7 separate regions of the Homo sapiens genome follow, and regions 1, 2, 3, 4, 5 and 7 are each linked to region 6. The links are chromatin loops, found by intact Hi-C in ENCODE. Cell type or tissue: PC-3. All regions are shown on one strand. Links, peaks and the distances in the headings refer to the core of each region. The heading gives the core; the rest is flanking DNA.

The links. Peaks named below come from ENCODE experiments on the same cell type or tissue, not always from the same donor. Only the 100,000 strongest peaks of a DNase experiment are listed, where the experiment ranks them.
Region 1: a loop joins it to region 6, with 9 times the contacts of the local background. A loop is called at or near these places in 6 of 110 quality-filtered maps.
Region 2: it touches region 6 in a loop (6-fold over the local background); 7 of 110 quality-filtered maps call a loop at or near these places.
Region 3: it touches region 6 in a loop (18-fold over the local background); 4 of 110 quality-filtered maps call a loop at or near these places.
Region 4: it touches region 6 in a loop (23-fold over the local background); 22 of 110 quality-filtered maps call a loop at or near these places.
Region 5: it touches region 6 in a loop (5-fold over the local background); 5 of 110 quality-filtered maps call a loop at or near these places.
Region 7: it touches region 6 in a loop (14-fold over the local background); 14 of 110 quality-filtered maps call a loop at or near these places.

Annotation. Positions count from the first base shown.
Region 1 is chr2:193,693,681-193,698,073 of GRCh38, reverse strand. No RefSeq gene overlaps it. Among named protein-coding and RNA genes, the nearest start is that of LINC01821, 650 kb to the left of the region's middle. In PC-3, for the core only: a CTCF peak has its summit at 2,506 (motif pointing left); no DNase peak of the experiment used is centred there.
Region 2 is chr2:194,865,798-194,870,190 of GRCh38, reverse strand. All of the region lies in intron 3 of LOC105376755 (a long non-coding RNA gene), which reads left to right. Among named protein-coding and RNA genes, the nearest start is that of LINC01790, 140 kb to the right of the region's middle. In PC-3, for the core only: a CTCF peak has its summit at 2,645 (motif pointing right); no DNase peak of the experiment used is centred there.
Region 3 is chr2:193,965,012-193,969,404 of GRCh38, reverse strand. No RefSeq gene overlaps it. Among named protein-coding and RNA genes, the nearest start is that of LINC01821, 380 kb to the left of the region's middle. RefSeq lists an enhancer at 3,673-4,194. In PC-3, for the core only: no CTCF peak of the experiment used is centred there; a DNase peak (open chromatin) is centred at 2,614.
Region 4 is chr2:194,164,496-194,168,888 of GRCh38, reverse strand. No RefSeq gene overlaps it. Among named protein-coding and RNA genes, the nearest start is that of LINC01821, 180 kb to the left of the region's middle. In PC-3, for the core only: CTCF peaks have their summits at 1,679 and 1,880 (motif pointing left); no DNase peak of the experiment used is centred there.
Region 5 is chr2:194,817,221-194,821,613 of GRCh38, reverse strand. The region is part of intron 3 of LOC105376755 (a long non-coding RNA gene); the gene reads left to right. Among named protein-coding and RNA genes, the nearest start is that of LINC01790, 89 kb to the right of the region's middle. In PC-3, for the core only: a CTCF peak has its summit at 2,036; no DNase peak of the experiment used is centred there.
Region 6 is chr2:195,316,119-195,320,511 of GRCh38, reverse strand. The region is part of intron 1 of LOC105376755 (a long non-coding RNA gene); the gene reads left to right. Among named protein-coding and RNA genes, the nearest start is that of LINC01825, 210 kb to the left of the region's middle. In PC-3, for the core only: CTCF peaks have their summits at 1,644 and 1,844 (motif pointing right); DNase peaks (open chromatin) are centred at 511, 1,241 and 1,861; H3K27ac peaks cover 1,350 bases.
Region 7 is chr2:195,935,992-195,939,991 of GRCh38, reverse strand. DNAH7 (dynein axonemal heavy chain 7) reads left to right here. Exons shown (of 65, transcript NM_018897.3): 20 at 3,200-3,393. Among named protein-coding and RNA genes, the nearest start is that of DNAH7, 130 kb to the left of the region's middle. In PC-3, for the core only: CTCF peaks have their summits at 1,323 and 1,525 (motif pointing right); a DNase peak (open chromatin) is centred at 1,561.

The DNA of each region.
Region 1 (4,393 bases), core at 332-4,331, 1.6 Mb after region 6:
ATAGTCCAATTGCTTCCAGATGGTGAGATACATGGTAAGAGCAGGGAACCCTTTGAGTGCCTTAATGCTTGTGCCTGGACATGAGTTTCTTGTTGAGAAGCAATAATGTTTGAATACTGAAAATGGTGTAATTTTTAAGTGAATACATATTCACCACTTTGTATAAAAAATCAGGCATCATAGTTGCACCAAATATTTCAAATGGCCTATCTGAAGATATATAGTCACATGCTATGTAAATTAAAATTGAAATTAAGTGGAGGCTACTATCATTAAATTAAATGGAGGGTATTATAGTGAAGATAACAACATTTAAGATGAGTATCAGCTATGAAGTTTGCACCCATTAAATGACACCAAGTTCTTCATCGGTGTAACAACAGACTAATGAAAAGAAAGCAGGGGGATTGAGAAGCACAGCAGTGCCAATGAGTCACTGGGTAGGGAACTTTATATAGGTCATTCTAAATATGGAAACAAAATATTAAAATATTTGCCATCCCTGATTTTAATACATAATATATATTTTATATGTGTATATATATTATATAGGTATAATAAAATATGGTGGTTCTAGGAAAACAATATATAAAATAAATTCTAGTATATATAATAAGATGTATACTATATATAAAATATATACTGTATGATAAGATATATACTATATATAATATGTACTGTATGATAATAAGATATATATTATATATAATATATACTGTATAGTAAGATATATACTATATAATAATAAGATATATACTATATATAATAAAAAGATATATGAAAAAGGAGTATCACAAGCCAATGAGGAAAGTTGGAATGATTATTTATCAAATAATATGATGATGTTTCACTAAATTTGAAGAAAAGTGAACTAACTTTGTGCACTAATACAGGAATTCCCAAAGGAAAAAATATAGAAGTCACTGAATTAAGGTAGTAAAAAGTGCTTCTTTGAGCTCATAAGTACAGTACAAACCTGCTATAAGTTAATTTGATGAAAAAGTATGTTAAATAACAGCTAACACATCTAAAGGGTCATAAAAGCTCCAAAAGAGGCATTCTAATTCAATTTCTTCCCATACAGCTCCAAACAAGTAGGACTGTAGTAATCAGAATACTATTAGATTTTCCATATAAGTAATATCACTGAAAAATCAGAATTTGAATCACCTGACAAAGATTTGCATACCAGAGCTTCTTTTTACATTAAAAAAGTATAACTTGAATGTTATCAACCCTTCACATATATTATTTACATACTCCTTTCTTAGCAGTAGTTTTCTGGAAAGGATTAGCAAAAAAGTTTCAGGTTAGAGTTAGGATCATCAGTCCAAACATTTAAGAAGTTTCATCACAAAGCATATTTGTTTCAAGTGAGTTATTTAGGTCTTGGACTTCTACAGCTGCTATGGGCTTTTATTTGCATTTATTCATAAAATAGTTGCTTTCCAAGCATCTATCTTCAGGAAACCTAAACTGTGCAGAACTGAGGATTTCCCTCAGAAGATCTTCCTGTGGGCTGCAGCATCAGCTCCTACCAGAGTTTCCAGCCTGTCCTTTCTCATAGCCTGATCTATGAATTTCAGACTTGCCTAGCCAGCCTCCAACTCATGTAAGTCAATTCCTTGCAATAAGTCTCTCTCTCTCTCTGTTTTTTCTCTCTCTATGTTTCTCTCTCTCTATATATATATATAAATATATGTATACATATAAATATATATAAACATATATACATATAAATACATATATTTTTTCTTTAAATTTTCCTGCTGGTTCTATTTCCCTGATGAATCCCTGGCTACTTGGCTACTGATACAGGCCTACAGGCTTTTATATCTTTATGATATAATATATAGATAGATATACACACATGTATATACAAATGTAATGTGTATATACTACAAGCGTACATGTATATTTCCTTTTTGCCTCCTTCAGAATTTTTGAGAATAAATTTTACTTAAATTTGAAAACACAATTGTCAAATAGCAAATGAAAATGTATTGAAATATTTGTGTTCATTTAATTCAATAGATAAAATGGACAATATATATTGTTTCTCAAATATTTTGCTAAATACATTGTTCATTCTTGAAATTGAAAAGACTACCATCCCCATGGCAAAGAGTATTAATTAGTAGCAATAGCACTTTTTAGAAACAAAATGGTATTTCTTTATGAATTCTACCATAAATTTCTTTATGAATTCTACCATGTTAGCTAATTGTTAACATTAAAACTGAATATGTTAATAAATTGAAAAGGTATCAAATTATATTTTATTTAGAAATACTTATTGCCTGTAACAATTAAAATATAACAATAATTTATTTATAATAATAGAACAAATTAATTGAAAGTAATTAAGTTATATCCCTGTGTAAAAGATAAAGAGAATTATCTGGTATAAAGTGATTGCAATAAGTCATAATCAGACTGTGTGGGAACAGTGTACACTAAAGTCAGTGGGCATTACAATATGATGTTACCATTAAAGAGTGCTCTCTGGTGGCAAGCGCCACACTTACAGTCTTCTGAGCCAAAATAAGCACAAGAGACATAACAAATTCTTGTTTCCATGTTGCTAAAACTGAGCAAGCTTACAGTGAGAGCCAGAAAAATATAGTTGCAGTATAATTTCAGTTGTTATACATGTTTGTATAGTAATTTTAAAATATTTTGTTAATATTTCATAAGATATTGTAGCTATCAATAATATTTACAAAAAAAAGCACAAGCAGAAAGGATTGAAGCAAGGGGTGCATGCTACATTTTGATTGAGTAAGAATACCATCTTCTATCATCCATGCTAGCACAGTGAAGCTTCACCACAACTTTTCTCAGAGAATTTAAGCTCAGAAAAGCACATGCCTCCTCTTCATGGATTTATTGAGCAAAGAAAGACTATTTTCCAATAGAGTTGAGGTTAGGCTGAACTATCAGTCAACCATGAGATAAAATCTAATAGCTATGCAGTGAAAAGCCCTCTATCCAGACCTTTCTCCTAGTGTCACTGACCTGCTCTTGAGCTTGGAACGTCTATTTTGCAGTATATTCTACTTTGAGAGATAAAGAAGCCCTCCTCTAAAATGCCAAGTCCCACTGGAAATTTTAGTTTATTCATTCATAATTTATTCTCTCAAGAATTTACATATTTGAAGGAGAATTAACATTGATTTGCTAATGGACAAACGTGAAAATGCCAGGGCTTAAAAGATAAAAATATTCAAGATTGATAATAAAAAAAAACTAAATGGTACATTTTGAGTAAGAAGAAATCAGAAGTAAATATAAATAAAAGACAAGAGATGAGAGCCGGTCTCCCTTTCCCTTTTCCTCCCTTTTTCCCTCACTCCTTCTCATCTATGCTTAACAGGGCACATATCTTCCACCTTTTTTCTCAGTGAAGTGATTATGACAAAGAAATGGACCTGAAGTTTTATTTTTAAAAGATTTTGGGGAGTTACTCAAAAGAGAGTGACAGTAATGCATCATTTTCCCAATGCCTGTATTTTCAGATGTTCTGGATAATTTTACTCCTTGTTCCCATGCCAACTGTGATCCACAGTTACGATTCCTTCCTTCTGTCTAGTTTTTGGAGATGGATTGAATTTTCATCATGGGCTCATAGTGGTCACTGAAGAATTCAGTGTTTGGGAAGAGACCACATTTAAAAGGGAGCCTTCACATTCCATATAATAATGATTACTGACCCTTCATGTTACACTTACTATTGGCATGACCCTCTTTTAAGAATGTTTCTCCATCTCATTTACTTCTCCTCACCAGAATTCTATACATAGGTAATAATTTTGTCCACGGATGGAAAGCAAAAGAAAAAAGAGATACGACAACATACCTATGGTTATATAGCAAGAAAGTGAAAGTGCTGCTTGAACCAAAGTGGTCCATGATCTAAACCGCTGTATTGTCCTACCTCTGTGAAATCTATACAATTGAGAAAAACAAAGAAACTGGCTACATCCACCAGTGAGGGAGGCGATTGATGCATATTCTATTATAGCCACAGAAAAGCAACCTCTCATTTTCTTTGTTTGCTTCATTACTGAGGCACAAAGCTGGTCTTATGATTACCATTGTGTTAAACAAACAAACAAATGAACAAAAAGACACCGAAAGCCCCTGAGGATGTTGATACTGCACTAAGCTGGCAGCTGGAGCTTATCTTTACTGACAGGCAGGTGAACTACACATGTTATAACTAGTGCTTTCTTTGTTTTAAAGTATCACACTTCCTTCTACTTAAGGTAGTTATAAATCTGATGTTTGTGTTTATTATACACATAAAATAGAGAAATCAATCAACATTAGTCTGAATTGAAAAGTATAGGTCAAATATGATCAGAATTAAAACCATTAGCTAGAGAGAGGA
Region 2 (4,393 bases), core at 297-4,296, 450 kb after region 6:
TAAGCCAGTGTATGGAAAAATCTTACCTAACAGTCTATGTGGACTGTGCGTTCATTTATTAATAGGAATCTGATTCTAAGTGAATGATTATAATTCAATTATACTTGTAATTCAATTTAATGATTTTCATTGAATTTCTTATTTTTCCATTTCTGATTGATCTAGCACTATCATCCATGTTTATGCATATTATTTAAAATTGTGCTCTGTATTTTATATAATTTACACATTAATCTCATTTTATATTGTTCCATAACCCCAAATGTGACAGACTTTGGATAGTATGTTTTCCTTTTGATAAATGTGCCCATACTGCTTGACTTGTGCAAATGTAAGCCGAGTTTTTCATAACCAGTTTCTAGGATTTAATTACCATATTTCTACCTTTTAAATTGTCCACTGATTGCAAGATACATCAATGAGTTAAATGCCACTGCCCTGAAACCTGACATGGTAAAACTTTTAGTGTTCATGTCCGATGTGTCTCACCACTAAAGACTCAGTGTGCTACACAAAATCCTGATTATTGCATAAGTCCTTCTTTGTATTGAAGATGCCTACATTTCGTGAATTTGTTAACAAAGAGCAGTGCTGTTTTGGGTACCCAATTAAGTAGTTAACTATAAAATTCATCCTTTGGTTTCAGGTCAATAAAATACAGCTTTGAATAGACTTCATTTCTATTTATGTTATACAAACATAAAGGAAACATTTGGAGGAAGATAAAAAAAAATTCCTGGCACTTTCAGATTCAGTAATATGAAAATGTACATTTAACTGCTTTCTACTTTCTATGTTTTGTGCCTGTCAATAGAACATGCGATCCGTGTTTTTAAAGAATGTGTATTTGAGCCTCTGTTTTTTATTCTTTTGTGCTTGTAACTATAAGCAGGGTAGGACTCTTCTTTTGCTTTGAACCGTGTTCAGTCCAGAAAAACAATTAAAAACACACGCAATATCCATTAATGGGGCTTTCCTATAGATACCTATTCACTTTTTAAAATTTAAAAAATATTCCCTCATTTGTATTCCTTCTCCATAGAAAAACCTTCATATATACATATTATGCTTTTATTATCCAATCTGTGCTTAGTTTCTGTTTATGGCTCAGGTTGGTAGGGTAACTGCAAACTAGTGTCAAAACTAGCAGAAACATATAGTTTGCTGTAAATCTAAACTCTTACTCCCATTGCCTTATTTTTATAATTTGTATATGTTTAAGAACAACTACAACAGTATTAGTGCAAACACTTCAAGGTTATTACGGCTCAAGAACAAAGATGAAATAATGAAAGCATAATTATTACAATACACTGATATGAATCCAATGCTATTGCTCTTTAGAATTAAGTTTATTATAAAATAGTCAATGTCTGAAATATGTGTTGTAAAACAGAATACCTAAGACTTCTTGTAGCCATTTTGTAGACATAAAGACAGAGAAAAGACTGTTAAAAGAAAAAAAAAGCAGGAGAAAGAAAAGGAAAAGGAGTAGAAGAAAAAGTGATATATTGTAAAAATGCTAATGGAATATTGGTTTTATTAATTGGCAATTACAGGGCCTTACAATGTCTAATAGTTACTAGAACTGAGATGATATATTATTTTGTTGGTCTTGTTTCTTTGCTAGATAATGAGTTATGTGGATGAAAAAGAGCAGAAAGTATTAATAGTCTCTTTTAACATATTTTAACATTGTTAATTATTTGCAAAACAATTTTTAAGACTTTACTAATTATTTCATTAAAAAGTAGATTGCCCTGGCAATGTTTCTTATAGCCCTGATATTTATATAAAGTAATATTTTCTATGGAAATTGTAATTCCTTATGACCTTTTGGGAAAAAATTATATTTCTGTCATCTTAAAAAGTTATGTCACTTACTTGACTCAAGATGACTTAATTGTATAAAAGGAACGTTATTGATTACATGTTAATCAAGATGGATAGAGTCTCCAGTTGGGATATATTGTATTCTCTAGTAGCAGTGTGTTTTATGTGTCATGATTCTAAAAGAAAGTTATGGAGGATAAAGGGTTGCTATAAGGCTGGAGGTTAAGTAGCTGTTTTATGCCCTGCTAAATTCTCATGATATGGTTGCAATCAAATTCTATTTCTCATTCTAGAGAGGGTGAGACTTAATAACATTTATTACTGTGTTCTTTATATAAGTCTACACCTCATGGAAAGTAAAAGAGTTGAAATAAGTTTACCAAACTCAATTTGACCTTTTTTTTTTTTTTTTTTTTTTTTTTTTTTTTTTTTTTTTGAGATGAAGTCTTGCTCTTGTCCCCCAGGCTGGAGTGCAATGGTGCGATCTCAGCTCACTGCAACCTCTGCCTTCTGGGTTCAAGCGATTCTCCTGCCTCAGCTTCCCAAGTAACTGGGATTACAGGCACCTGCCACCACGGCCAGCTAATTTTTGTATTTTTATTTTTTTTATTTTTAGTAGAGACGGGGTTTCACCATGTTGGCCAGGCTGGTCTCAAACTCCTGACCTCAGGTGATCTGCCTGCCTTGGTGGGTGGAGAATGGATAAACTCCACAAAGTGCTGGGATTACAGGAGTGAGCCACTGCACCTGGCCTTGACCCTTATTTTTAAAGGTGGTTATCAGTGAGAGCTTTTTACTGCCACTAGGGGGCAATTTTATATTAGACATTTTATATTCTCTACTCCTAATAAAGAAACCTCATATATGTCACCCTGAATTTCGAAGGTGTAGAATCTGATGTCTGATATCAGTGTCAGCCTTAAATACATCTCAGTATTAGGCAAGCTTTTAGAGCCAACAAAATAAGAAAGTTGGAACATCAATTGGAACATTCTGGGAGGTTGTTTTTAGAGGCAATAAGAGGAAGATCATTTTGTCATGGAGAGGAGACTTAATACAGGCAAAGCCTTTTGAGGATGACTCTGTTTGAATTACTTTGAACCGTGTTTTAATTTTAGAAGCCCATAATATGGAGTCAGAAAAAGTTCTTAAGGGTATTTTTATGGTAATGTTTTTTCTTATATAAGTGATAGCACTAGCTGATCTACTTGTTTGATTCTAACACATTTCTTTATGAAACTGTTTTTTGAACAAGAACAATACCTCAGCCAACTCCATGCAATTTTTACAAAGAAAAGAAAAGGGAGTTTTACAATTTTAAGCACTGTTTTATTATGAATCAGGTACTTTCAAAATCCCATGGAGTGTATTCTACCTGCATCTGTATTTACTTGGCATTTACTAACAGGAGGCCTGTGGTGTCTTTCTTACATTGAAACCCCAGCTTCTCAAGGTCATTGTTTATCTTGGCTAAGCCTTCAAAAGAACTTTCCTCTTTAATATCATAGTTTCTTACCACTGTTATCAAGATCTCACTACCAATCGCCTAATCCTTCATTTCATGGCAACACAGATTTGCTTGTATGGAAATAAAAGGCTTTCCTTTTAGAAAAGTAAAAAGAAGAAGAAAGATTCACATGCAAATGTAAACACACGTGTATAAGTACATACACATTCACACATGTCAAAAGGAAGGTATGTTACATATAAATTCTCTATGTTCACTTATAGCACAATAAAATATTTCTAGCCAATTTTTTTTGATTCTTAGTGACAAGGCAACTTCAAATCTACTCTTTTTAATTACTTTTGTTATAATTATTTTTTATGCAGTCCATAAATTTGCTTTCTCTTAACACCAAAACAATTGTCTGTGAATCTAGTGTAGTCTGACAGTTTTTATCTTGATGTATATGACAAAGTAAAATTACCAATAAAATGATTTCAACTTTCTGGTAATTTATTTTTATTTACATGTTATCAATTACAAAAAATAGATTGATAGTTTAATTATAGGTACATTTTGATAGATTAATAGATTGCTCATTATGGGTAATATGTATGGAAAGCACAAGTTATGATTCATTTGAATTACTTAATAAAAACTTTGAAATTAAAATGTTCTTCCATTGGATATGTATTTAAGACACTCGGAATAATGTTGTTTGTGTGGAAAGCAATCTGGGAAATCTTTGATTGGGACTTGCTTATTAATTTATTGGGAAGTGATTGTCATAGACTGTAGGAGGTTGAGGGATATGTTAGTTACTCCTGTTGCAGCACAGTCACTTGTAGATAGATCTGTGTGACCTAATTTGTCTTTCCAAATAAAATGTTTACCAAAAAATAAAGAACAAGGCATATATATATATATAATACTGGTTATCAATTTAATATATTTCCTTTCTTTCTTTTTTTTTTTTTTTTAGATGGAGTCTCGCTCTGTCACCCAGGCTGGAGTGCAGCAGCGCAATCTCGGCTCACTGCAACCTCCGCCTCCTGCGTTCAAGCAGTTCTCCTGTCTCAGCCTCCTTAGTAGCTGGGACTACAGGCACCCACC
Region 3 (4,393 bases), core at 147-4,146, 1.4 Mb after region 6:
CTATATCTTCAAGTAGCCTAATACTGCAAGTGGTGATTGCAGTCCTTGTAAGTGGAGTTGGGGGAGGGATTGTAGAAAAAATGTTTGAAGCCACAATAGTTGAATGCATTCCAAGTTTGACAATAGCTGTAAACTTAAAGACCTAAGAAGTTCAATAAACCCCAACACAAGAAACATGAAAAAAATACAAAGCACATCATCATTGAATTGTTTAAAAACAGAGATAGAGATAAAATTAAAAGCAGCCATACATTTTCTGTATAGACCAGATGGGATAGACTTGTCTCCTTAGGTTCCTCCCTACTACATTCAACTATAAGCCTTGAAAATAATGCAAGAGATAACCAGAGAAATTCTGAAAGGCGATAAGAGGAAGGTGAAGATTAGAGGGGCCAGGAACAACATTTTGGCAAGTTTTTTTTTTTTAAATCACACAATTACATTCCATATAAAGTTGAGAATATTTGATAATTTTTTAGTGTTCATTAAAACAAAAAGATAGCATCGTCATTACAAATAATTCTAATAGCAAAAAAAAAGAGAAAAAAGATAAAGGAGAAAAAGCATGGCGAGAATCTTGGGAAATCAATGATCTTTAATCTTTGCATGTTAGATGTAACATATATAAAGGACTTAAATGTTAGAAGAATTACTATCAACTGTTCATGCCAGCATTTGTTTCACTTTATGTGGGGCTAGTCTCACTGATTTTCATTATATGAATCAGTTCTTCACATACCAGCAGCAGATAAGACAGAGAGCACAATCACCTTATTCTCTGTATAGATGGAAACCATACCACAGTGGAATAAGCTTATTGTTTGGTTAGCATATGTTTGTGTGCCATGTTTACATAAGAAAAGATGCACTTAGATGAGGAAAACAAATATAAATGCATTTTTTTGTTGAAAATCATTTTTGGTATGTGATAGATTGCTAACGAGTGTCAATCTACACATGATTATATGACAGATATAAATCCGCAGTAAAAAACATGTCACTTGATTTGACTTAGTGCTAAAAAAAAAATGTAGACATTGTGACCACTACTAGAATAGTTTCCAGAAATGGAGAGTGAGTTCTGGCCTACCTTTATATACAGAAGTCTTCTGTCTTCTAAGGGAAAGATAATAAAATGAAAATGGTAGTACAAAGCATGTCTAAGATTACAAGTAGTCTTGTCAAAAACCTCCTGATGACACCATGGTGAGGCTTAATATATTTTTATGTTTCTTTTTTTTCAAATACAATGCCTAGCACCACGACCGATGTTCTTGAGAATTTTAATTAATGACTAGGAAAACATATAAATGAAAGTATTGGTAAAGAAGTTAACTAAAAATATATAGTGCTGAATCCAATTACAAAATTTAAATTGTGAACTCATAATTTACAAATAAATTCATAAGTGAATTTATTTTATTGAGATTCTACCTGCTATTTATATATAGGAAATCTTTATATATATTCATGTGTATACACACACACACACACACATATACATGTTTTCAGTTTCATACAAATATACATATATATAGCAAATATTATTCTCCCAACTGACTTGATCTAGTTACATTTATCAAAAGTGCATAATTCCTCCAATACTCTACAGTTTCTTCTTTGGTATAAATAATGTGTTACTTTCTGTACTTTTATGTACAATTTTCTATCTCTTCACAAATACTTTTAGTAACTAAGTAATGCCTTAATTACTACAGTTTTAGTAGGTCAACATATTTTATAATGTAAATTCTCCAGTCTGGTTTTATAAATTCAGGATTACCTGGGGTTTTCTTGATTTTTTTATATGTTCATTATAGCATATACTAGGATTGGTAATACACTGATGAGATTTTGAGTGAAATTATGTTGGAAATGCAGATCAATTTTGAGAGAATATTCTAATGAACATCTCTTAGTAATGCAATCCATTCACTTAAGACTTACTATATTCAGTAAAGTTTTATAGATTTTCATATCATTGTCAGATTTATTTCTAAATCTGAAGCTGATTTGTATAGTACCAAAAAGGATATCCTTTAATTTTATTTTATAATCTCTGTTCTAATAAATATTTTAAATTTTTACTTGCATTCAGAATTCTTGCTGAATTCATTTATTAATTCTAATATTTGATTCTTTGGGCTTTCTATCTGCACATCAAGTTTTCTGCAAATAATCTCAGCTATATTTCTTCCTTCTCAAATGATTTTGTCAGTTCTTGTTTTCAAATTGTGTGAAAATTCCAATGTCATATTGAATAAAAATAATAATGAACAGCTTTTTTCATGCCATACTTCAAATAGGAGAACATCAATAGTTCATGATTAATTAAGACATTTGCTACAGAAATTTGTAGCTATTCTTTATCAGATTAAGGACACTTTTTTTCATATGATGCTAAAAATTTCAAATTACAGTAGTCCTTTCTTATTAGCAATTTTGCTTTCCATGGTATCAGTTACATGTAATCAACTGAGATCTGAAAAAATTAATGGAAAATTTCTGAAATAAACAATTAATAAGTTTTAAATTGCAAGCCATTCTGAGTAGTATGATGAAATCTCAGGCAGTCCTGCTCTGTCTGGCTCAGCATGTGAGTCAGCCCTTTGTCTAGTGTATCCAAGCTGTAAACACTCCCCACAGGTTAGCCACTGAGTAGCCAGCTCAGTTACCAGATCAACTGTATTTTTTTTTAGTGCTTTTGTTCAAGTAACCTTTATTTTACTTAGTAATGACCCCACAGAGCAAGAATAGTGATGCTGACAATTTAGATATGCCAAAGAGTTAGCCATAAAGTGCTTCCTAGAGAGGACAAGGTGAAATTTTTGACTTAGTAAAAACATAAATAAATAAATGTATGCTGAGGCTGCTAAGATCTATGGTTAGAATGAATCTTCTATCCATAAAATTGTGAAGAAGAAAAAAGAAATTTTTACGTATATAGGATTCAGTTCTATCCGTGGTTTCAGGCATCCACTGGGGATCTTGGAAAGTATCCTCTGTGAATAAATGGGGACTCCTACATATAACTAGGGGCATTAAATTTCAAATTAGGTTAAATAATGTTACCTCTGCTGTACCTGAATCATTTCCAAGGAAATATGCAGGCACAGATCATTTGAAGAGAATGTTTCCAGATAAACAACTTCTATGTCTTCTTTTCCCTAAAGTGAATGCCTAATCTATATTTTTAAATGCACACATAGAGTTCTACATGCATACATAAATACATAAATGCATATATGCATGCCTACCTACACATAAACACATACATACATATATATGTACCTATCCACATATATACATAAAAATATTTCTCACCCATCTAGAATGTAAATAGATGCAAAGAAAAAAGACATTTAAATTTTGATGTCTCAAAGAAGAACAGACCACTGGGGTCGACTAGAAGGTGAAGGGTAGGAGGAGACAGAGGAGCAGAAAATATAACTATTGGGTGTTGGGTTTAATACTTGGGTTATGAAATAACCTGTACAACAAACCCCCATGACGCTAGTTTACCTATGTGGCAACCTTCACGTGTACACCCGAATCTAAAATAAAAGTTAAAACAAATGGTGTCCAAGAGGTCTCCTTTAATAAAGGCATTTCCCTGCCTAATACGTTTTCTGAATTAAGGTGAAGCTTGACTTTTTGAGTGATGTGTCTGTGTTCATGTTTTTATACTCTCAGTTACATCGTAGACTAGTGTGTATTAGTCCGTTCTCATGCTGCTAGTAAAGATATAATCGAGACAGTGAATTAATAGAAAAAAAAAAGAGGTTTAATTGATCCACAGTTCAGCATGGCTGAGGAGGCCTCAGGAAACTTACAATCATGGCAAAAGACACCTCTTTACAAAAGACACCTCTTTACAGGGCGGCAGGAAAAAGAATGCCTGCCAGCAGGGGAAATGCCAGATGCTTACAAAGCCATCAGGTCTCATGAAAATTCACTATCACAAGAACAGCATGGGGAAAACAGCCCCCATGATTCAATTACCTCCCACCTAGTCCCTTCTGTGACATGTGGGGATTACGGGGATTACAATTCAAGATGAGATTTGGGTGAGGACACAGCCAAACCATATCAATTAGGGTAAGAGCAATAGTAATTTTTGCTTAAGAACCGTGCCTCCACTATCTATCAAATATTGCAAAGAATTCATGGCTCCCCAGAAGGAGTCCCAAGGGAGCAAAGCAAATATAGCCTCATTAAATAATACTGAAAGGGACAGGACTTTATCTTATCCAGGTATGAAACTCAGGGCAAGGTTACATGCCTCCTGTATGTATAGTAATTTATCTCTCTAGTTTATTGTCTAATCGTCTGTATTGGTTTGTTGGGTCAGCTTTTACAAAATAACAAACTGGTTGGCTTCAGAGAACAAATT
Region 4 (4,393 bases), core at 67-4,066, 1.2 Mb after region 6:
AGCTGAGGCGAACCTTAAAGCCCTCTTTGGTTAGAGCTTATGAAAACTTGATAAAACCAAAAATTGAAAAACAACCATTAATTGAAAAGTGTAGATAGTTAAAATAAGAACTAAAATATTTAAAAAGTAGTTCATTTTGCAGTGGGTGATGGAGCGTGATATATATGTGTGTGTGTATATATATATATATATATATACTGAGTATATATATATATACTCAGTATATATACATATATACTGAGTATATATATTCTCAGAATATATTCTGAGAATATATATATATATTCTGAGTATATATATATATTCTGAGTATATATATATATATTCTGAGTATATATATATATATATATATGTATATATTCTCAGACACAGTGTTGACAGAAAAAGCATTAATAATGAAATTGAAGATAACCTGTTTGTATGACCTAGTGAAAAGAATTTTTACCCAAACCAAAAACTAGGTGAACTCCACTAAGCTTTAATTATAAAATGGCTTTTTAAAAAAACTGTCAAAGTATATACAAATTAAAATAAATATATTTTAAAAAATATTTTAGGAACAAAACAATCTACTCATTGAATACCAAATTTATACAATGGCAGAAGTGGCTAAGCTGTCATTAAGAAGTGTCATTAAGTAAATAATATAAAATCTTCAGTATTTTAATAGAAAGATCAAGAAAACTAATATAGGCTAACATCAAACATATTTGAATGTAAATATATCTCCTATCTTCTCAACACAATGAATTTCTAGTAACTATTGTCTAAGGATAATCACCCTCAAGAGAATTGAGCCTACACTTGTTATTTATTTCTTCTGAAAATCACAATAATTGAATAATCTAGAAAATATATGGAAATGGAAGTATATTTATGTCACAGCACAGCCTGAGGTGCTATGTTAATAGCAAATATTCCCTGTACCTGGTGAGATTATATAAGGTGTAAAGAGCCTATGAATAATAGTAAGAAAACACCTAGGACTTCTGAATCAAAGGCCTGCATTATAGTCGACATTGAAATAGCTTTACCTGAATAATTATTCTGCATCTCTCTTGATAATGATAATAAAAACTAGCAACTGTTGTGCAATGCATTATTTTAATCCTTAGCAAATAGTATTTAAAACTGTTTAAATGCTGTGGAGAATACAAAGCTTAAAACAAAGTCCCTAACCTTTGAATATTTTTTAAATGAAGAGATAAGACATACAATCATTAAAAAATAATATAACATGGAATGGGTGATTGCATGTCAAAAATTTTCTAGTTTTTAAAATTCCACAAAACCTGATGAAGAAGGTCAACTTCTATCTTATCTTTGTAAATTTATCTAACACAGCAGAAAATAATAAATACGTTTTCTGATCTCAATGTGTGTGTGTTATATATATATATGTGTGTGCATATATATATATGCACACATGTTCCTTTATAATGCACCAAACCATTGTGACCTAAAATTAGAAGATGATTATTGAGCTCTTGTAAAATGTAAATTAAAATTTCCAGATAAGTTAACACACATATACACACATATATGAACAGGCATATGTATGTGCATATATATGAATACATCACATATTTTATATATATATATGTGACATTTGTGTGATTTATTTCTCTACCAATTAGATCAATACATTCTTTTTTAATTGTATTTTTGCTGCTAGTTTACATTTAAAATCATGTGCACGTTATTTTCACAATTTTTAAAAATAATTGTTATTGTGGTAAAATATATGTCTTAGCCAACTCAGGCTGCCATAACAAAATACCATAGACTGAGTAAGTTAAACAACTGTCCTATATTTTTCACAGTTTTGGAGCCTGGAAAATCCAAGATCAAGGTGCCAGTATGGTTGGTTTCAATAAGGGCTCTCTTCCTGGCTTGCAGATGGCCACCTTCTGGCTATGTACTCACATTGCACTTCCTTGGTATATATGAACAGTGAGAGAAGAAACTCTAGTATACCTTTCTCTTTTTCTAAATTGATCATTGTCATTGTACTTATTTATTCGGTATAATTTGATGTTTGGATACACACATATATATAATATTATATATATATATATATATATATATATATATATATATATATAAAATTATCCAATAAGGGTGGTTAGTAACCCATCACCTCATACATTTATCATTTCTTTCTGGGGATATTCTTTTAACTATTTGTAATAATCACTGCTTTACTGTTAGCTATAGTCATCCTAGATAAATACATTTTTAAAATTAATGTATGGCTTAACGTATGTTTCTTTGGAAATTTTAATTTATGTTTTACACTGTAAGAGCTCAATAATTGTCTTCTAATTTTAGGTCATAATGGTTCAGTGGATTATGAAGGAACATGGTGAATTTAGGCAGCTGCCAAAGGGAGTCAGTTGTTTATATGCCAATGTGTCCTACCTACTAATTTTTCTTTTGCAGAATTCACTGTGGTCTATGTGTGGTCCACAGGTTTTTAGGTCAAGAAACTTAAAATGTACTAAGTAGATAAAGTGTGTTTCTGTGTATGTGTGTCTGTGTGTGTGTGTGTTGTGTTGTATGTGTCCCTTTCAGTGGCATATATAGAAGATTCAATGCAGGTGTTATTAACTCTCCTCTATCTCTAGACAACAAAATTATTTTCAGAAAAATCCTACAATAATAGGTAATGAACATTTTTAATCATTATTTTTAAAGCCATTATTAAAGAATAATAGAGTTCATTTTTAAAATTATGATTCAATATTCATGTACAGACTAAAATTTACACATACCAAAAACTAACTTTATAGTTGATGTTCTATTTCACAGTCTCAAATTTTAAACACAAAAACTTCAATTGACCACATACTATGACAGCATTTTCGAAACTCATGCTCTATGCTTCATATTTATAATCAGACCTTTCATTATTTATTCTGAAATTACTGCTTAACTTCAGGAATTTGAAGAGACACAGGGTCTTGGACACCATATGCTTACAAATTATCAACCACTTTGAGTTTAATATCAAAACACATATATATTGCTGAGTTTATATGTGTTGTGGTAAGCTATATACTTGAGAGTTCTTAGAATTAAGTTTCATGTAGAATAAAATATATGTGAAATGACATCATGAAATGTACCAATTTGGCACTTGTGCATGTATTCACAAAAAATAACAGCAGCCACAAAGATTGTTTAGAATTTAGAAAAATGAAATATATTTTAGAGAAGTGTTCTATGACATTGTTTAGAATTGTTGACCCATAATCAGAATAAAATGATAATAAAATGCAGGCCATCTTTTGATGAGTTTATCATGATTTAAAAATATATAAACTATATAACTCATTTTTCTTTCTCTCTGGACACAATGCTTCCATGTAATTACATTATTTTGTTTGGGGATTTTTACGTGGTTCAAAATTATTGTTTCATATATTAATCTTTTGTCTTAGTCCCACAGTTGCCCAGTTAAGGTTTGTGGGACATTAATCTACCATTGAGAGAGCAATATTTTTCACCTTATATTGATATTATTCAAAAGAACCCTCATTGTATGTCCTTAAGTACCATCAATGGAAATATTATCATAATATAAATGCATCATGTTTAGTGGATGCACTGAAATGGTCTTTTGTTTAGTGTATTTTTAATTTTGTATTTTAACATCCTTTGCCTGAAAATTTTTCTTAATTCAGTCCAGAAAGGCACAAAAATGGACATATTGCTACAAAGGATGAGCAAATAGGTGCCAAGAGATTTTACATCAAAAGTGGTGAGAAGGCAAAAACAACAAAAACAAAAATAATATATGTTTCTGAATCAAAAATTTTACTCTTCAGAGAATTTAAAATTTAGAAATAGAAAAACCCATGAGGGATGCAATAGAAAATGCCCCATGATTGGAACAAATTGAAAGTGTATATGATGTTTTAAGAAATTTTATGTTGAGCTGTGTCTTGACTATGGAGTCAGGACAACATTGCTCTATGGTTGTTGGACTTAGCCAATTCCTTAAATACCTTTCTTTCTCTCTCATAAATTCTGTTTTTCTGAATAACTCTAACTAATAAAATAGCCTTAGAAAATAAGGGAAAATAATAAAACATTCAATGATCTGCTGCTTTCTCTTATTGTTATGCTGAGATCTTCAAGAAAAACACTGAATCAAATTTGGCCTCTTTAAAATATATATTAACTAAGCCAATAAAATGAGTGTTTCTCTGAAAGATCCCTTTGAGGCTTAACTTATCTATTTTTTGTCTCCCTACACCTCCAACCCACACCCCAACCACAGATATTACTGGAAAGAACTGTCCCTCAATTCACTTGAAGGGCTTGAATTCCCAGAGGCATATGACTAGTTCATGGAAGAATTGGTACAGTTCAGGACTTCCCAGAACCT
Region 5 (4,393 bases), core at 195-4,194, 500 kb after region 6:
TGAGGCAGGAGAATCGCTTGAGCCTGGGAGGTGGAGGTTGCAGTGAGCCGAGACCGGGCCACTGCACTCCAGCCTGGGCAGCAGAGCGAGATTCCATATCAAAACAAACAAACAAAAAAATCCGTTACATTTCATCTTTGTGCATTTGAAAGACATCATCTCAACTTCAGCATTAAAAATTGACATTTGCTCAAAGAATATTATATGGTTGCTCTGAAATGCTTTGATTTTTAAAGTTTGTAACAAATATGCAATGCTTCCCTTATTTAATTATGAACAAAGATCATAGTCCTCTCCCAGATTCAGCTTGTGTGACAAAAAATACATTCTCATATCTTACTGAAAATATTGACTGTCTTGTGTTTTATTTTATATTTTATGGTAGTTGATGGATTTTTTGATTTAGGAGAAACACCCTGTCTAAATAGCTACTTTTCTCACTTTTAAGCATTATCAACATCTAAGTAGGCTTTTAAATTGTAGTTAAGTAATTTATTTCACAGTCCCACAACATTGGGAAAAACAGTAATTTTTTTCACAATCTCACAAAACCAATTTCACAAAAAAGAGAAACCCACTATTTCTTCTCGTAATTGTTCCTCTTGATTATAGAAGTATAGGGCAGAGACCTTCCTTTAATATTGTTTTGTAGAAATATGTTCTCATACAGAAGGTAACTTGTAAATTGTATGTCTTGGTTATGAGAGATAAAAATGAAACTAGATACTTCTGAATATAATTCCATTTGGTTGTAGAATTTCTCAAGTATTATTCAGGTCACATGCACATCTGTCCATTATGACAAAGATATAATCAATTTGTAGGGTCTTCAATTTATTTACTTATAAAAAAGAATTTACCGTAAGCCTATTAGTTGAGTTTGTCATGTGTCTGATTTGGAAAGAATTAGAGAAATGGCTGGAATTCGAATCCCTGGACATCAGCTTTCCTTAGAAATTGCGTGCTCATAGCCAACTCCTTGACTTTCTGGAAGGAGATAATCATCCATTTACAGAGGAAAAGTACAATGAACACTGATTATTAAATAAAGATTGTATCCCTAAAACCTAACTTTATATACAACCTATGCTTCTTATAAGCTTGCATATATATATATATATGTACACACACACACACATACACACACAAACACACACATATACATACACAAGGTAAGCCTAGGCACCCATTTTTTTCTTGGATTTTTGAAGGATTAATTATAATTTTTAAAAAGAACGTCTATTAACCTGTGGACTTTAGCCTAATAGCATATCTGTTGCTTCTGCTTTTATAGGGTAAAATTATTGAAGACATGTAGGACCATAAATGAAAATGTATCATTAAAGGGACTGACAAAAGTAGAAACACTTACTTAAGGAGTTAAACAGAATTTCAAGAAGTGACTTTTGTAATTGTACTTCTCTAGTTGGTTTTCTATGTTTAGCCATAATACCTGTGTTTCATTTATTATCTTACATCATCTATGTTTATAGTAAGACTGATCTTTATATTATCTGTCTTTATCACTTCTTACCTATGAGGACATGAACTGTGTTGGTCCTTTGTAAATATTAGTGAAAGACCTGAAGCCATTTCTTAATACATTAAATCAGTCTGTTCTATTTCCTTTCTTTCCTGCATGTGTTTAAATATATTCTTCTATGTTTTTCTTAGTATAGAATATGTGCATTAAATTAGTAAGGATGTAATTGCTTAAGTTTTCTGAAAATGTTATTCTTATTACATTTAGAAAGCAATGTAATGTAAAGTCATTAAATAAATTCTATGTATGTTCTGTTTCCTGGTCACATTTGCTTTTAGGTCTTTAAAAAAAACCTCTTAACTATTTGATGAGAGATTTACATTATAAACTGAATTCAATTCTGGAACTACTACAGAACACTTTGTGATGGAATATTGCCAATATAGTATCCACATTTGTTGACACAATATAGACAGCAAAGAAGGAAAAAAAAAAGAATCAAAAACAATTATTGTTAATCCTATAGTTTTGGTATGAAGTCTTTAGGTGGCACTGTGGTTCCAGCAGTAAATCATTTAACATCAAAGAGCCTTCTATTAGGACTATGATTAAACAACTCTGCCACTGATTTTGTATTTAATTTTTATAATTATGCCTTATATTTATAGGGCTTATCCTAATTTATAGAATGTTTTTCTCATATGTTACTTCATATTATTTGTAAAACCAGGAGCAAAGCAAAATACCCCTTTTATTCCTCTTTGACAGATGACAAAAAGAAAAGATTCAGGGGAATGAAGCCATTTTTACAGGCCCTATCATGTTCTGTAGTATATTTTGAAAAAGAATTTTTAACATTTCTTCCCGGTCTATCTCCACCTCACTGTCATAAGTTTTCTCAGGTCTTCCCATCTCTAACATGATTGACACTAACTTCAGTGACAGTGAACACCTGAAGGTATTAGACATGGCGCAATCACTTGGATGATGTTTCTGTTGAACAAAGGGTAGTAAAGGTGTCAATATGCTGTGGTTCTTTTAATTTCTTTATGTCTTTATTCTCTTATGAATCTCTCTTCTTATCTACATAGGACATAAAACTTGAATAAGCATTACAGTAATTAATGAACATGGGGCATAAAATTTAGAACTATATGCTAGGTAAGATTTTTTACATAGACCAAAGGAAAAACACCTAAGGATATAAGCCCTTTCTATAGTAGTCTTCTAAAAATATATCCTCTTATATGTCCTCAGTTTCTAAATTTAATACCCTATTAAGAGTTTTTGCCTATCTGTAAAAATTGTCTTCTTCCTTAAACTTTGAATGTACAATCTCCAGCCAACTTTTCAGAAAACCTAACTACTTATGTAGTTTGTATGGGTCCCAAATTCATCCCCAGCAATCTATTTTTCCACATTTGACATATCCAAGCAACAAAATATATCCAGAGTTCCAGCAAGAAATTCTGGGTGGCCCACAGAGCAGTTCATTAGACATTCCCAGGGCTAGACATTCCCAGGTCTATGATCTTTCTTCTGCAAAACATTCCCAAGTCTATGCTCTTTGTTACTTCATTGGAATAGTTGCAGTCATATAAATATGACTCTCTGTTTCTCAGTTAATAACTTAAATAAGACACAAACTTACATTTTTCTGCCCCAACATACACATTTATTTCTTCCAGGACAATAACAGATATTAATTCTGAGACACAGTTCCATCCAAGCTTTCTAAGAATGAGGGGACTATTCTCCTAATTGCCCCATGGTTTGCCAGGCTACAGGTCTTCTATGGAATTAGTGTTTCACATTATTAAGTAGGGAATCATCTACTTTCAAACTTTGCTCCTTTGCAGAGAATAAGATTTGATTTCATGCTTATCCATATGTTCTTAATAACTGCTTCCTTGACTTGTAAGATAAGACTAAGTTTTCCTGTTTACTCAGATTCTTCTAAAAGTCTCTTCTCCAGTTTGGAGAAAGGAAGAAAGTACATTGTTCCATTTATAGTTAACTAGTAGATTGATTGCAAATATCCATTTTGGAAAAGAGAGACAATGCCATTTTTTTAATGTTGCTTTATAGCTCCTCACTTGATTCTTACCTTTTCTCTGCACCTATGCTATGTGATATAAAGATTTGCTCTAAAATGTAGATTGCTTATCAATAAATGTTAAAGGAAGAGCAGAGCCTTTAATCATGAAGAATTCAGGGTTGGGGCAAAAGTAGAGCTAGAGAGATGGAAATTTGTGCCTGGTTAACTGGTACCAAGTAACATATTAATTTTGCAAAACCCATCAGATGTCAAAAGATATGATTGAGTGACCTCTAATTTCTCTATGCCTTGTGTTTAATTTTCTTAATGTTCTTAATCTCATGTTTAAGTCTAAGTTATATTTATGCACTCTAATATCCAGAATTTTATCTTTCTTTTTCCTCCAAAATTACTCCAAGGTAATTTTTAGCATCTTACATTGAGAGAGTCTTACTTGTCTAGTGTTAAAGGAAAACATTTACTTGTATTCAAATTATTTTTTGGATGTATGTAACTCAAACAAAGCTTGTACTAACAAGGTAAAAATATCTTTAGGTTTCACCAGTCTTATTCTTGAAATTCTTATGAGCGTATATGTATATTTCTTGGAAAGTGAGCAATTAATAGATGTGGGCATAAAGAATCATTAAAACAATCTAACAAAAAGGAATGTAAGCAAAGAAATAAGAACCCACAAAATAACTGTTTTATGATAGAGGGATATCCATTTTATACATAAAAAGCCTTCTTTTCAATAAGGAAGTCAACTGCTTCCACGGTTTTCATCACATTTTCTACATGCTTACATCTCTAAAAAAAATTCACAATGTAAGAAATTGTAGTGGAAACATTTTCCGTTGTAAATACAGAAG
Region 6 (4,393 bases), core at 228-4,227:
TCTTGGCAGGGTAGATGCTCAGTACATGTTTGTTTAATGAGGGGATACATGAATACAGAAGCAGAACTAATAACTGTAATAGATTTAGAGGACTATCTATGGACTTTATTTTCACAAAATTGCACAGTCCTTTGAAAAGGAAGTTGGGATAATGAGAATACCTTATTTCCCCTCAATGTGGAGCTGGGATTAAATGTCAGCATTGCTGGGATTATGCAATACATACTAAAAAAAATTACCCTTTTGCCCCTGATCTGATATTCTTGAAATATCTGGACAGAAACAACATTTTGTATAATAAAAAAAGTTTTGTCTGGAAACTGCAGGTTTCCATACCAGTAGTCACTATGTAGCTAATAAGATTTGGAAATTGGATTCTTATTAATACAGTTATGCTCCACATAATGACATTTCAGTCAACAATAGACCACATATCTGTTGGTGGTCCTACAGATTATAATGGAGCTGAAAAATTCCTATCACCTAGTCATGTCATAGGCATCATAATGTCATGGTGAAATGCATTACTCACATGTTTGCGGTAATGGTGGTATAAACAAATTTACTGTGCTGCCAGTCATATAAAATATAGCATATAGAATTGTGTATAGTACATAATACTTGACAATGTTAGTAAGCAACTATGTTACTGGTTTATGTATTTACTGTACTATACTTTTATTGTTAGAGTGTACTCCTTCTACTTATAAAAAATTTAACTGTAAAACAGCCTCAGACAGGTTCTTCAGGAAGTATTCCAGAGGAAGGCACTGTTATCATAGGAGATGATATAACAGCTCCATGCCTGCTATTGCTCCTGAAGACCTTCCACTGGGACAAGACATGGAGGGGAAAGACAGTGATGTTCATGATCCTTAGGTTAATATGTGTGTTTGTGTCTTAATTTTTAACAGAAATTTTTACAAAGTAAGTAAAAATAAAAACTTTTAAAAATAGAAAAAGCTTATAGAATAAGAATATAAAGAAAAAATACTTTTGTGTAGCTATACAATATGTGTGTAAGCTAAGTGTTATTACAAGAGTCAAAAAGTAAAAAAAAAATTGAAAAGTTTGTAAACAGTTCCAGTAAGCCAAGGTTAATTTATTATTGAAGAAAGAAAGAATTTAAAATAAATTTAGTGTAGCCTAAGCATACAGTGTTTCTAAAGCCTGTAGTTGTGTACACGAATGTCCTAGGGCTCACATTCCATTACTAACACATTCCGTTCCTCACTAACCATTCACTCATTGACTCACGCAGGGCACCTCCCAATCCTGCAAACTCCATTCATGGTAAGTGCCCTATAGAGGTGTGCTTTATAAAAAAACCTTTTATACTTTATTTTCTGTACCTTTACTGTTTAGATATTTTTAAATACAGAAGCACTTACCATTGTGTTACAATTGCCTTCTGTACAGTAACATACTGTTCAGGTTTGTAGCTTAGGAGCAATAGGCTATACCACATGGCCTAGGTGTGTAGCATACTATAGTATCCAGGTTTGTATAAATACACGCTATGATGTTCCCACAAAGATAAAATTGCTTAATGATGAATTTCTCAGAATGTATCCCCATTGTTAAGCAATGCATGACTGTCCTTTTTACAAATACTGCAGATAGAACTTTCATGTTTAAAAAATGTATCATAGCAAATTTGCTCATCAATCTAGCAAAATGTGCTTTTTTACTGAGATATAACTTGAACATTGAAATTAAATGTTTTAAATCATGTGAGTAATCCTGTCTCTCTTAAGAATGTCAGCACAATTAACAAAGGTAAAGTATATTTTTTCTGAAGGAAAATAGAATTGATTTATGAATATCATGCTGCCGCTTGGTGGCACTCTTTACTCATTTAAAGCAACTGTGACACCCAGAGAAAAAATGTGTTGGTAATAAAGCAAAGTGACAATCCAGGGAGAATTTCAATAGTCTAATTTTAGACATAGCATTCAGGTGTTTTGGTATTCTGATAGCTTGGATCAGGTGGTTTCTAGAGCTTGCCAGTGCACTGGAGGTCTAAGGGATGTCACTCAGGTTATGAAATGTATCAGGTTTGCATATAATGATATTTTTACTCTCCAAAATTTGGCATATTCGATTTACCTCTTTGATTTTCTTTTGTCTCCATTTTGGAGGACATGGTTTTTAAAGCCTGACGAGTGTATAGAGAGAAAATACATAATGAGTTATTTTCCATAACTTGGAAATAAGAAATAACTTGGATCAGTAAAAATTCTACAAAGTAATCTATAACAACCTTTTGATTGCTAGGTGGCTGAGCCTTATTTACAAATGAGATTTAGAAAAAGGTAAGGAACAGCTGTCATGAGCCAATTTATTCATTGAAGAGCATTTTTTAGGAAGTACAAATTGGGGTAAATGCACACATATAATGCCGAGTGGAGCAGGGTTGTTAAATCAGTCTGAATGCAAAATGTTAATAATGGCATCCTGGCCAACTGTCACTTTTTCACATGACCAGCCACCATTCCAAAGGTTTAATTTGACATCAATCATTTTAATAGAACATTAGAAAAGAAATTATATTAGAATATTGTCAGTGGGATATATGGGACTAGAATTTCCAACTCAGTCTATCTTGTTCTTGCTATGTATAAAAATACTCAATACTAACCATTTTTCAGCATTTGGAGTAGGAGGTAGAAAACATTAAAGACCCATGCCTATCTTCATTACAATCACAGAGTCTGGGCAACAGTCCCAGCCTCCAGCATAAAGAAGCTCCCAGAGTGTAGCGCATTAGTGAGTATAGTTCACCTTTATCAGCTGTGGCATCAATCACATTCTGATTAGTTATATTGGGTCCCCACCTAAGCCACTCAATTATGAAAATCTGTCCAAGGCAGAACTAGCACGCCATTGCATTTGAAATCCACTCAGACAATCACATCGATGCTAAGATTCTATGTCTCTCATTTTAGCAGACAAATTTCATTGAGAAGCAGCCACATATGTTTTGGACATGGTTTCTCCAAGTATACTCTGAGAACAAATGTGTTTCCAAAATACCCAGATGATGGTTAAAATGCAGATTTCTTGGCCCTTCTAAAGAATGGGAGTTAGCATAGAGCATCACCATTTTCAGGAAACTCTCTGAGTGATTCTCATGCTTACTACAGTTTGAGAACTACTGTTTGGTGAGGAACAACTCCTGTGACTATGTAAACATCAGACATAATTTCTTGACCATGCAGTATGTGTTTGCCACTGTTCATCTTAACAGTGAGTATGTTTCTAATTTTAGTAACTCTTTCAAGTTCTTTGGAACAAGGGTCTTGGATTTAAAACTATGGTGTATATCAAATATCACAGAACTAGAGTAGCTTAGAATTAAACTACGGAGGAATATTCTGATTGAATTTTTGATTTACCAGAAGTATACTGTTTTCACAAAATATCCAGGGATAATCGTTAGAGATGGTGCTTTCCCAGGAAAACTAACATTTGTTGATTATCTACTCTGCGGCAGATTCTTTATATTGCAATATTCCAATTACTCCAAAATGGTCTTATTTGATTTCCTGTTTATCTATTACATGAAATGATGTGAACATGTCATCATTTGAAGCTGGTAAAGGTTAATAGGGATTTCTTGCTCACTGTTAATCAGGTTCTCTCAGGGACATTTGAGTTATTATTGTTAAGATACACTTTGAAGGCTCTTAAGGATCTCTGCACCATTTTTAGCTGTCTTTTTTTATTTTGAAAATCTTGTATCATATGTATTTTTAGATACTTTTACAGTCCTTGCTTTTATCTTATCTTTCATTCTGAGCTCACAGTAACTTATGGCTTTGAGCCAAAATGTTCAATCATATACTTCCTTTTTAGAGTTTCTACCATGATATTTCTCAGCTAGTGTAGAAGTTTATGTCACTTAATGGGCATGCTTTGTATGCTGAATATGCTCAAATAGTCAAAAGGCACACATAATTGTGAATAGCAGAATCCAATTTTAAGTCTTATTTCATATTCCTATATTTCTAGGAGGATATCTTACTGCAATGTGACGTTTAACAAGAATAATTATCCCTTCAACTTCTGGATCACCGTGAGGGTTCATAATAAAACTCCTGGCTCCCCAGAAAGGCAACTGGGAAATCACGCAAATCAGACTTAAAGGCTCCTATTTGATTCTTACAAGAAATTAATTCCACAAGCACCATTGTATAGTGTGAGCAGAAAGAGCATTTCTAGGTTCCATCAACATTCTGTTCTGTACCCTCAACCTATTGACATGAAAGCCATGTTTCTAATAATTGAGACTGTTTGCTTCTATCATCTTTCTTTGAGACTTGCATACTGATGGTAGTTGGGAAATAATAGCTTCCATTATTTCAACTCTTGCCTGCTAATGAGAATCTGA
Region 7 (4,000 bases), core at 1-4,000, 620 kb before region 6:
GTGGTAGCTTGAGGGGAATAGCATTGAATCTATAAATTACTTTGGGCAGTATGGCCAGTTTCATGATATTGATCCTTCCTATCCATGAGCATGGAATTTTTTTCCATTTGTTTGTGTTCTCTCTTATTTCTTTGAGCAGTGACAAAACCGTATTTTCTATGAAACTTCCTAGTAGCAGAAATGAGAAAGCTCTCTATATACTCAATGTTTCGGGCCCCTGATATCACATTCATTTGGTTTAGAAATGTAAACCTAGTAGATCATCACTAGAGCTGATGAGATTGGTGGGTGGTTGTGAAGTAAAAGAAGACACTTAAAAATTGTCAGTCAGTGTTCTTTTAACCAAAAAAATGACAATTAATAATTCAATTCTTCCCCTTTAGGAGACAGAAAGTAATTAAAGTGTCAAAGAAGTCATACTAAGATTCAAATTTCTAGTAGCTTCCTGTTACAACATCTTATTGCTATGTTCTGAGGACATAGCTATGAAGTACCAGCCTTCTGTGACATGGAGGCTTGTACATTCCTTGAGTTTCCCTGTATGAGCCCAAGTGCAGTTCATCCTGCATTTGCTGAAGCACTCAACATGGAATGGTGACTCTGTACCAGGATTTGATGGCGATTCTTAGAGGAATTTAAAGTCAGTGTTATTTTACTATGATAAATACCTTTCTTGAAGGATGGAAGATTATAAAATGTTCATTTTAACTCCATAAAACATGGAGTGATGTAAATGCTTCATTTTCCCCTTTCCCCAGAGTCAATCCTTCCCCACCTGCACTCTTTCTAACAGACAATTTTGGGGTGAGGAGAAGGAAAGGGGGAGTAAAAGGGTCGCTTCAAGTGTCTGTGTGTTTTAGACACCATATTAGTCACTTCAAATACATTATCTAATTTAGTCCTCATACCGATTTTGAGAGAGGGCTTTTATCCCCATTTTCAAGATAATAAAAAAGGGACTCAGATTAAGCAGATGATCTAAGGTCGCACAGGTAGTGGGGAATAGAGTGTGGACAGACACCAAGTCTGTTCAACTTGGGCCCCTTTCTTTATCTGATACAGTCTTTATTATGTTTGTCTTCTCACTGGGAGAGAGTAAAGGTAGTTGAGTTGCCAGTCATAAGATGATTACTTTTATTTTAAAATCTTAAATCCATATACAAAGATACATAGATTATTGCCTGTGTTCATTTAAAAGTAGCATATTTGGTTCAGAGTTATTAAGCTAATCTGGTTAAATAGGTTTGACCCTGGAAATTCAATAATAAAAAAAGTTTACCTGAATGCTCTTTCCATGGTTTGTTGTTGTTTGTTTGTTATTTTGGCAATTATAATATTTAGCAAATGGAATATACTGGTTTAAATAACTGAGTTTTTAGCTTTCAAATCTTAGATTAAGAATGGAAACATTGCAATAATTTTTTTGGTTGAGAATAACAAATACTGTTCATGTGTGAAAGGAGTTTTTTACATTTATTAGCCACAATTCAGCTTTTTTCCCCAAACAAATACAGGCATACTTTTCCAGAAGGTGGCACTCTAAGAACATTATTTTGATATTTGGATTTAGGCGAACATGATGGCCTGAGTCTGTTATGCTGTGTGTGTTTGTGTGTGTGTGTGTGTGTGTGTGTGTGTGTGTGTGTGAATGTCTATTTGAAACATAAAACAAGAAGCATAATAAAATTCCTTTTAAAAATTATGCACCTTTAAAGATAAATTGATCTAATTATATTATATGATTTATATATTCATGTTTTATTGAGGAAACAAGTAATGATAATTATTTTCTTTGATTAAATTGCTGTTTCCAAATTGCATTGTTGTAATCCAAAAAAAGCAAAAATTGTATCTTTCCTTTTCAGACACATTCAAAGTATGTTCACAAAAACATACTTTAGAGACTCCTGCAATTGAATAAAATTCCTATAGGAAAAAATTTACTGGTTACATTTTTGGTTATCTCTCAGTCATGGCTAAATACCAAAAATATCTAATTAGTTAATCTTGAAATTTAGTATTTAGTTTTTAACAATATTCTCTTGATTTAATTTCATATAAATTTCCTAAAATGCCCTGTTACATTAATAAATGTCTGGTGTATTTTCATGAGGTGTGCTACTTGGCGATTGAAATCTCTGTTGTGTTAGCACCTTTTTTGTTTTTTCAACACCTTCAAGCTTATTAAGTAAAGAACTTTCCTTACATTGTCAATGATGTCAGTGGTGAACACTGACTTTGGAATTATAAGACCAAGAATAGACCCAGATGACATCAACCATGTGTTAAAGAAAAAAAAGTAAAAAGAATTCTATTTCAACTATATCTAGGCTGTATTTTTATATGTATTTCTAAAGATTTTCATAAACTTGGTGGTTACTGTATAGATATTTTGAGAAATCAATAAACTCTATTTACTTTTTTTAAAAAATATGAGTTCTTTAAGATCAGCTTTTGGTTATAATTCTTATTTTGAATACACAGGATAAAAGAAAGCTCTTTTAAAAATATTTGATTGTGTTTGAATCACTTTAAAGCAAACAGCTCACAGTGACACTTTCAAGTGAGAATGTTCACCATGCCTTAAAGGTGGAACAGTCTGTCTCTAGAGAGTTCAGGAAGAGCACACCTTGAACTTCAGTCCTTCAGCAAGAAGTGTTATAAAGTAGTTTCAAGGGTCATTGTTTACAATGTAAGATCTTCTTAGAAAGCTTTCTTCCTCATTTCCTCAACCCTTACTTTTTTCTCTGTAGTTATAAAACAGGGATTCTGTTATGTTATTATTATTCATAACAATAAAATTCAAAATAATAATTATAATGATGACTTATTGTTTAGAATTCTTTTCCTCAAAGAATAAAATACAAAAGAAAATATCTCATACCAGTTTGTTTCCACTGTCCTTCTTGTGAGTTCAGGCAGTGTTCTCTCTCTCTCATTTTCTGTTTCTTACACTTCTCAACTTAGAATGAGAATCGTTATGAACAGGGCTGAGGATTAAATCAATGTGACTTTTACAGAATCAGAGAGGCCAAGTAGACCTAGAATATGCAAGACTACTTTTAAAAAACAAATACTCCCCTTAAAATTTACATAACCTTTGTTTGATTACAAACATATAATCTCAAATATAATATGAATATAAATAGAGTTAGTATCTAATATTTTTGAATTGAGTGTTTTTTATTTTTATTTTTAGGATAAACATGTTCTGACAGTTGTAACCATTGACAGAATGCTGGAAAGGCTGAAAAAATCTAATGAACTTTTGGAGCTCATTCTTAAAGGACTTAATGAATATTTGGAAAAGAAACGCCTCTTTTTCCCCAGATTCTTTTTTTTGTCCAATGATGAACTTCTTGAGATACTATCTGAGACTAAAGATCCCACTAGGTAAGTAATTTACATGTAGAATACATGACTAAATTTATCTGCTTAAACTTAATTTTTAGAACAAAGTAGAACATAAATATATATAATCATGTTTATATAATATTTTTTCTACAAGAATGTTCCAAGTATTATATAATCAACTTTGGATAATTATTAAAAATGTAACTAGTATCACTGAATGAACCGTGGAATCGTTTTCTTTTTTTGTTTGTTTTTTTGTTTTTGAGATGGAGTTTCACTCTTGTTTCCCAGGCTGGAGTGCAATGGCGCGACCTTGGCTCACTGCAACCTCCGCCTCCCAGGTTCAAGTGATTCTTCTGCCTCAGCTTCCCGAGTAGCTGGGATTACAGGCGTGCGCCACCATGCCCAGCTAATTTTGGTATTTTTAGTAGGGACAGGGTTTCACCATGTTGGCCAGGCTGGTCTTGAACTCCTGATCTCAAGTGATCCACCTGCCTCGGCCTCCCAAAGTGCTGGGATTACAGGCGTGAGCCACCGTGCCTGGCCAGATTTCTTAACTTATCACATCTTACAGATTTTTCAGAACACAGCTCTTTCACAGCACATTCAGAATAAAAGCCACTGCTCTCATGATGGTTTGCAATGC